Regions from separate parts of the Homo sapiens genome. Here region 2 is linked to region 1. The links are chromatin contacts, found by Hi-C in ENCODE. All regions are on one chromosome and are shown on one strand. The core of a region is the stretch at or near the end of the contact, and the rest is flanking DNA. Distances in the headings are between cores, read along the strand shown. Region 1 has its middle 210 kb from the start of CCSER2. Region 2 has its middle 370 kb from the start of LINC01519.

Evidence for each region. A loop is a pair of places that touch in the nucleus more often than their neighbours do. Pooled maps may share reads with other maps.
Region 2: a loop to region 1 is called in a map of mammary epithelial cell, with 6 times the contacts of the local background. The contact joins two enhancer-like sites. A Hi-C loop is called at or near these places in 1 of 168 maps with a recorded cell type or tissue (mammary epithelial cell), 3 of 37 single-sample maps with no recorded cell type and 4 of 50 pooled maps.

Annotation. Positions count from the first base shown.
Region 1 is chr10:84,537,536-84,541,904 of GRCh38, reverse strand. No RefSeq gene overlaps it. Among named protein-coding and RNA genes, the nearest start is that of CCSER2, 210 kb to the right of the region's middle. RefSeq lists an enhancer at 4,196-4,369. Within about 2 kb of position 1,689, at least 2 of the 41 ENCODE cell types and tissues checked have a DNase peak (open chromatin) inside an H3K27ac peak, as active enhancers do.
Region 2 is chr10:84,823,239-84,827,395 of GRCh38, reverse strand. No RefSeq gene overlaps it. Among named protein-coding and RNA genes, the nearest start is that of LINC01519, 370 kb to the left of the region's middle. RefSeq lists an enhancer at 2,822-2,991. Within about 2 kb of position 1,860, at least 2 of the 41 ENCODE cell types and tissues checked have a DNase peak (open chromatin) inside an H3K27ac peak, as active enhancers do.

The sequences.
Region 1 (4,369 bases), core at 440-2,939:
CTTCGGGCAGTGGGACTGCAGGGCTCGGCTTCCCACTGCAGGTTGGGCTCAGGCCTGCTCTATGTGTGCTTATTATGGGATCCAGGATGAAAGGGCAGCAGCTACCAGGAGGAAACGCTTCTCATTTAGGTTCAATCAGTGAAGTGCGGGGATGCAAAGCCAATCTCTCAAGCACATTGAAAGCCTCTGCTAACCCTATGACTGCTAATATTCCATTGGCCAAAGTCATCTGCCCAAACCCAAAGTCAAGGACCTGGAAGCATGCTCTGCACAGCCTGAGGCCATGGTGAGGGTGAGTGTGGGATCCTATTCCCCCTATGCCCATCCAGATGTGCAGCCTGCCTGGGGGTGCTGAGTGGTGTTTGGGGACCATGGCCTGTGGGAAGGAGGCCAAGCCCTTCTGCCTGAGCAGGGCAGCAGAGATTCCGCGCTCTGTCGGCCAATGCCCAACTAAAGACAGGAAATTCGAGGTGAGTGACACCCAGAGGTTCGGAGAGGAAATGACACCTGGAAAGCCTGGCCCTTAAGTCCAGCCTTTGCCCTGAGGGGTGGGAGCCCATAGGCCTTCCAGCTGGGTCCCCGCAGGAGAGGCCTGGAGAATGGAGGGGAGAGCACTTCGTTGTCATCTGGATCTGCCTGCAGCCCCGGTCACCTGGCTGAATCTGGGCAGGGCCAGGCCAGGCCCACCTTGGACAGGTGCCCTGCACCGCGTGGACAGGACCGAGGCTCGGGAATCCTTGCTTCCCACGGCAAATTTTCCCTCTGGAAAACGGGAGAGACAGAAACGTGTTGCACGGAAGCACCGGGAACGCGGCGCGCCCACGCTTCTGGCCCTGGCTGGGGGCGCCGTCGGGAGACCCATCCCTCATTCCGAGGGAGCCCCCCAGGACCCCCCCGCACCGCGCCCTCCCTCTCCCCTGCGCTTGAGAAGGACTTGGTGCCTCCAGGTCGCGGGAATCTTCATCACTTCTGCAGCACTGGAGGAGGGCGCCGTTTCCACCCCTCACCATAGGCTGTAGCCGCAGGCCAGGACGCTCAGCTGGCCCCGCTGGGGCGTCCTGGCAGACAAAGTCGTCAAGAGGATTTCCAAGCGCAGCGAAGTTGCCCCTCAGATGATCAGGCAGGGTCGGGGGACCCGGCCCTGGGATCCCGCGGCCCGTTAGCTAGCCTGACTCAGCCCCGGTGAGGCGGATCCGGAGCGGGAGCCGGGCGCACTCGTGTGGCCATGCCTGGGAACGCAGGTCCGGGAAATGGGCCGCCGGGAGCTCAGGACCAGCTGCCAAGACCCCAGGGAAAGAAACATCATCTGGAGGAAGGAGGCGAAGGGAGGGAGGCCCCGGGAGCCCCTTGACAGGCCTCATTCACGCTCTGCATGTTGGAAGGCCCTTGACAGAACTGAATCTTTTATGATGGCCAGAGATGCATCCCCTTTGAAAGGAGGGCTGCCAGGTAGCACAGCCCTGCATCCTGTTCCCCAAGTTTCCCTTTCCCCTGGGGACTCACTGAGCACCTAGTCACCCCACGGCTTTGCTCTCCCTTGGGAGCTCTAGCCTGAGTCCGGTGTGAGGCTCCTCCAAGGCTGCCCTGAAGATTTGGAGGCAGCCTAAGAGACATAGCCCAGGGTAACAGGAAACAAGACAGTAACAGACAACTAAGCCCTGTGGAATCCATTCATTCCACAGGAGGTGGGGCGTGACCACCATGAGCTAGCCACCCTGGAAGGCTCTGAAGCTGTGTCCTTTGCACGCTACAGGAGGCTTTTGAATTCGACCACCAAAATTCAGACTTACCAAAGGGCAAACCCCACAGTGAGTCCTCTGCTCAGCAGGGGGCTTCTGGGTTCCTTCCCTGCTTTAAGCCCAGAAAGAGACCTCACATACTTCTGGCTCCCCAGCCCTATGCACCTCTGACGTGAGAACTCACATTTAATGGGGAGTTACTGTGTGGGAGGCACACACTCCCTTCTGATCATTTGGGTGGGCACTGGTCCTACCCAGTTTCATTCAAGAATTGGAGTGTGACTGATGTGGTTTGGCCATGTCACCACCCAAATTTCATCCTGAATTCTCAGTTATTGTGGGAGAGACCTGGTGGGAGGTAACTGAATCATGGGGGCAGGTCTTTCCCGTGCTGTTCTTGTGATAGTGAATAAGTCTCGTGAGATCTGATGGTTTGAAAAACAGAGTCTCCCTGCACAAGCTCTCTTCTCTTGTCTGCCACCATGTGAGACCTGCCTTTCACCTCCTGCCATGATTGTGAGGCCTCCCCAGCCATGTGGAACTGTAAATCCATTAAATCTCTTTCTTTTGTAAATTGCCCAGTCTCAGGTATCTCTTTATCAGCAGCATGAAAACGGACTCATACAGTGACCTTAGATGTGCTAAGAGTAAACTGGAAATTTTGAAGAAGTTCATCCAGGCAGATTGCCTTCACATTTTGGCCAGCTGCCTGGGAGCTTGATGCCATCTTTTGGATTTAGCCCAAGATTCTCAAACTTGTGATCAGTTATACTCCAAGGAATCCATAAAGGAATTTTGCTTTATTTAGTCATTTCATGGAGCATGGCGCACTGGGATATGTTGACAGTCATTTGATGTGATTGTGAGTTTGTTATTGATATAATTAGTGCAGCCAGAGAAAAGCAGCTAAAACTTCTGGGAAATTGACTCGTAATATTGTAACACATAATATAGGGGAAAAAGCAGAACCACAATAATGATTGGGGACTTGTGGTTCCTGTGCGCTTGAAGATGTGTGTGCTTGGGATTTTGATAATTTACAAAGCTTTATGCCCTCATCTCTCTGCTTTCCAGCCTTTTTAAGATCTGAAAGGAAATTTGCAAATTGGCTTCTGAAAACTATAACTGATACATCAGCAAATCAGAGCTGGCCTTGGTGAGTGAAGTCCAAATGCTGGGGCCCAGACCTGGACCCCAGTGATGGAAGGAGCACTGTATACCTGGAGACCAAAGAATCCTTTTCAAAAGAGACACCCACTTCAGGTGCAGGGGTGGCTCATTCTACTTCTGAGAAACAAACTTGCCTTCCCCCTGCCCCTCCTTTCCCATTGTTGACAACACCCCCACCCCAATCCCTGGCCTGCTGACACAGAGAACGTGTCCCAACTGGCAGAGCAAAGTTGTTTGGAGCCACTGAACACTTTAGCCAAATTCTTCAACTCTAAGCTAGCCTGCATCTAGAAGACAAAGACAACTGTTCTCCCATAATAACACAAAAGGTTCTTAGGGTTTTGGGGCATTACCCGTGGTGACCAGAGTGCCTAGTCCACCTCTCTGGAGCCAGGAAGAGAGAGAAATACTCTCTCTAGAGTATTTCTTCTATCTCTAGACGTGAAAGAAATACAGTGCCAGCCACATACTCAATTTTAAATTTTTTAAAAGTCCCATTTTATAATGTGAAAAGAAATAAGTAAAATTAATAACTTATTTTTTATTAATCCAGCATGAAATAATTTATTTCAAGATGTAATGAGTATAACAATTATTAATGAGATATTTTTCCTTTTTTATATGAAATCTGCTGTGGATTTTATATTTCCAGGGCATCTCAGTTCAGACCAGCTGCAATTTAAGTGCTCAGGAGCCACATGTAACCTGTGACTGCCTTATTGGACAGCGCAGGTCTAGAGTACATCTCTGGAGCTCATGGAACAACAGAGCACTGTCACTGCCACCACCCAAAGTCCAAACCAAGGGGCCAGGCCCTCAGCGCTGCCTTCGAAACATAACTGAACCAAAACTACCACAAATGTGGGTGGTGCCTGGGCCCGAAAGACCTAGTGGATAGCATTTGCTGAAAGCCTTCATGGGTCATTCTCATCCCAGGAATGACTGCTTGGGGAAAGGCTGAGCCAGGGCCCCTATATAAACAAGCATACTTGTTCCATCGGGACCCTTGGTTGGCTTTTCCAGGTAAATGAATGTCCACAGGAGGGCACCTACAACATCTTTAGTGCCATTGTTGTTGAATTAAAAATGAAGTCCAAGGCTGGTCTTGTGATGGATTAATCGACTTTTTATTGTGCAATAAGCAATGGAACACACATTTCCTTCTTAGCCTTGGCTGCCAGGAAACTCAGAGCCAAGTAGGTTCTCAGTTAAAAACTATTGCCTCAGCTATTCCTCCATTATGATATGGTTGTTTTCCTTTCACTTTTATTTTAATACTTTGAGGATTTGACAGGGTTTCCATCTTCTGAAACTTCAAGCAACTGTAAATCATTTTTAGAAATGGGCGGGGTACGTATAAGGAAGGTTTCAGATTTTACCACTAGATGGCAGCATTGTACAATAGACTACCGCCTTCAGCCTCCCGCCGGCCCTCCCCACTATCGCTCCGGCCTATTCCA
Region 2 (4,157 bases), core at 611-3,110, 290 kb before region 1:
ACTTTTAAAATAATCTAGATGTTGGAGGCTATAAAATTTCCTCAAAGTATAGCCTTAGAAATCTACTACAGTTTTGATCATGATATGTTATCATTGCTTTCTAGCTTAACTGCATATTTTATTTCCCATCTGATACTGTGATTGACTGGATTAATTTTTTGAACTAAACATTCATATTTCCTGATGAGAATGCATTTGAAAGTATTGATGGAGCTGGATTCCTGATATAAAATGTAAGTCTTATGAAATCTAAATATCTGAAATTAAATTTAAGAAAAATGGGGCTTGCAACATTCAGAAGCACAGCCTCTGGGTTTGAAGTCTGAAAAGCCCATGTAACAAGGTTGGCAAATACTTTGTGTGGGTCCCTCCCCCCATCCCTTTCTTTGACAGCACAGACACCAGGCTCAGCGGCTCTTTTTAGAGAGCCCCTGCATTATGTGCAACCTTCCCCACCACAGGCATTCAGGGATCTCTCAGCTCACTGTGGTGCATCTGTTAGTATTTACAGTTTGCCACCGGCTGTGAGAGCCAGACAGACACCAGAGAGCCACTCTGCTAAACCTGAAGAGCATTCTTATCTTATGACTTTGTCACTGTAAGTTTTCATTTTTAAAGTGCAAGAATGTTAAAACTTTATTGTTACTTATTTTTTAAAAAAATGTTTAGGAGCGATTCCACTGACCTACCTTCTCTATGATGATATTTCATTTCTGGGTTCATTGTAAAACAAGTTATTTCCTTTTTCTGCAAGCCTTAACTGTGCACCAAACCAACCCTACGTGGGCATTGACTGACTGTATTGGAGGAAAGAGCAGCATTGCAGGTACAAGGCCACTCAGGAATCAGGCCCCATGAAATCGGCACAGCTCATCTTGCTTGGCAAGATCTTCTAATTTCCAAAGCACAGAGACCTAGGAGTGGAACCATGAAATGATTCCATCATTGCCTCACACTGAGAATGTCCCTCACCTCCACAGCTCCCCTGTTTACTCACTGTGTGAACTTGAGTAAGTCATTTAACTTCTCCAGTTCCCAGTCACCTCATCTGTGAACTAGGGAAAATACTAATCCCACTGAATTGCTGGGACAATCAAGTGGGAAATGGATGTAAACACTCAGCACAGTATATGGCATATGGTAAGCAATAAACGTGAGCTTTAATTTTTGTTGTTATTGTGTTGGTGATGGCTAGACTCAGATGAGGTTTCTAGACACTCTTCAATGCTTTCTCAGATACTGAGTATTGGGAACAGTCCTGACAAACAATGTAATAGAAAAAAATGGGAAGCCTCAGGTGTGCCTGCCAGGTAAAGAAAAGGAAAAACAAAGGCACCCTATATTTCTCTCTCTAAATATATACATATTATGTATATATAATATTATACATATTATGTATATATAATATTATACATATTATATATAAAACCCACAATAACATAATTATAATTTAACCATGTATTAATATATAAGATATGAAAGCTAACATATATATGTAGATATCTGTAATTATAATAAAACTAAAAATTAATATATTATGAATATATATGTAAATATAAATATGTTATGTATTGATCCTTTCCTTGGCCTGACCTCTTTGGGGTCCCAGAACTTAAGGTATCCAATGTTGCTACTCTGGCTTTTACTTTGTAAGCTTTATATCTATGTGATTATCTGACTGTGCAACTAAGGATAATTTCTGTGTTCTTTAAGCTGGTATCATGTGTAAGGCTCTGGCAGGCTGGGAGTTAATGTAGATGACATCTGTTCACCTTGTGTCTGTTCTTATGGGCACCAAGCTCTGTTTCTGACCATCAGATCCCATACTTCTGTGGGTGACAGGCGAGGGCCCCTGCTGCAGCACCAGCTCCCTGCCAGACAAGGCTGCTTCTGTAAGCTGGTGACTCACAGACACATTCCATTCCCAAAGTGTATTTTGACCTCAGAATGTACTTGAAGAATGTTTTATTCATTTGCCAACATAAAAATCAGATTTCACAAAATTAGTAAAGCTTGTTGTTGTGATTGTGGTGGTGTTGATTATTTAATGTAAAATACAAAATTTAAGAAAATAGGTTTGGGTGTATAAATGTATATGACCCTTTCAGAAAACAACTTGGTTAAATACACACACACACACACACACACACATATACTGTCCTCTTGTTATATCAAGAATACTCAGTGAAAGACAACAAAGTTGTGATTATGTAAGATGAGTAAGTCTAGAGATCTGATGTACACCACGAGGAATATAGTTAATAATGCAATATTGTATACTGGAAATTTGCTACAAGAGTAGATGTCAGGTGCTATCACTACACACACACAAACACACACACACACACAGAGACACACACAAGGTAATCATGGAAGAAAATAGATATATTAATTAGCTTGAATGTAGTGATCACTTCACTATGCATATGTACTGTATATATATATATGTATGTTCAGTATGTATATATGATATATGTCATATCAAACATCATGTTGTACACCTTAAATATATAGAATTTTTATTGAGAAGAAGAGAAAGAAGGGAGGAAAGAAAGAAAAGAGAGGAAGAAAGAAAGGAAGGAAGGAGGGAGGGAGGGAGGGAAGAAAGAGAGAGAAAGAGAAAGAAAGAAAGAGAAAGGAAGGAAGCAGGAGGGGAGGAGAAAGGAAGGGAGGAAAGAGAAAGGAAGGAAGGAAAGAGAGAAAAGGGAAAGAAAAGAAAGAGTAGTAAGTATATTTACATACTTAAACATAGTATTTGTACTTTTAGCACTCCATCTTCAGGAAATATTTTTAAATACAGCGAAGTATTTATTTGCAGAGATATTTATTTTACTCTTATTTATTTATGAAAATGAATGTTGAAAATCCCTAAATGTTCAACAATAAGAGAATTACTAAGTAATTGATATTATTCCCATCTGCTGGACTATTATGTAGCCATTAAAGTTGTTCATAAAGAATTCATAATAACACATAATGTGAAATAAAACACAGGTAAAAAAATCATAATTAGAGCCGGCACGGTCGCTCACGCCTGTAATCCCAACACTTTGGGAGACCAAGGCAGGTGGATCACGAGATCAGGAGATCGAGACCAGCCTGGCTAACATGGTGAAACCCTGTCTCTACTAAAAATACAAAAAAAAATAGCCCAGTGTGGTGGCATGAGCCTGTAGTCTCAGCTACTCAGGAGGCTGAGGCAGGAGAACTGCTTGAAACCGGGAGGCAGAGGTTGCAGTGAGCCAAGATCACGCCACTGCACTCTAGCCTGGGCGACACAGCAAGACTCTGTCTCAAAAAAAAAAAAAAGAAAGAAAAGAAATCATAATTAGGAAAAAGTAGGCAGAGCAAAAAACTGAAAAAATGGCTCAAATGTTATTATTGCTTGTCTTTGTATAGTAAGATTATGAGTAAAATTTCTCCTCTTTCTTTTTTCTAAATTTTATAAAATACTTTTAAAAAATAGCTTTAGTTTTAAAAAAGAAAGAAAAAAGTATAAGAACTGAAGAGGAAAAGATGAGAAAAGGAAGAAAAAGGGGAGGACATTTACTTTCTCCTCTCTTCTCTTCTTGACCCTTCAAAGACCTCCACCCAGAGACTTATCCCTAGCAAGGTAATTATGCCTTGATGGATTATTTACTGCCACCAACAGAGTGTTCCCTCCACATCTAGCTACTAAACTCTTAGCATCTGGACAGGTAAAGCAGAGTTTTACTGCCTACCAGCCCCAGTGCTGAATACTCAATAAATGTTAGACTAAACTGAGCAAGACTAAACGACACTGGCCCCATCCAAATCCTTTCTTTCCAAGGGGATCTGTAGTTTCAGTCTCCACCACACATCCCTGTTGCAAAACAGGATCAAAATTTCTCTCTGCTTCTTATACTTCAGTCTTATTCATCCAAGAACTCCAATGTTTAGTCTCTTAAGTGGCCCAGTGTCTGAAGACTGCAAACCTATCCAATCCATTGGAGCATATTGTCAAAACTACAAACTATGGTTTGAGGAGGTTGAATGTAAACTCTTAGGAATTCAAAGAATGGAGCAATTCACTATATTTCACAGTTGACTCCACTGCTCTCCCACAAGATAAATTTAAGTTCCTTCTCTGCAAATCTGATAGTTATCACACATTCGCCTCTGCTCCCCAAGTCAAA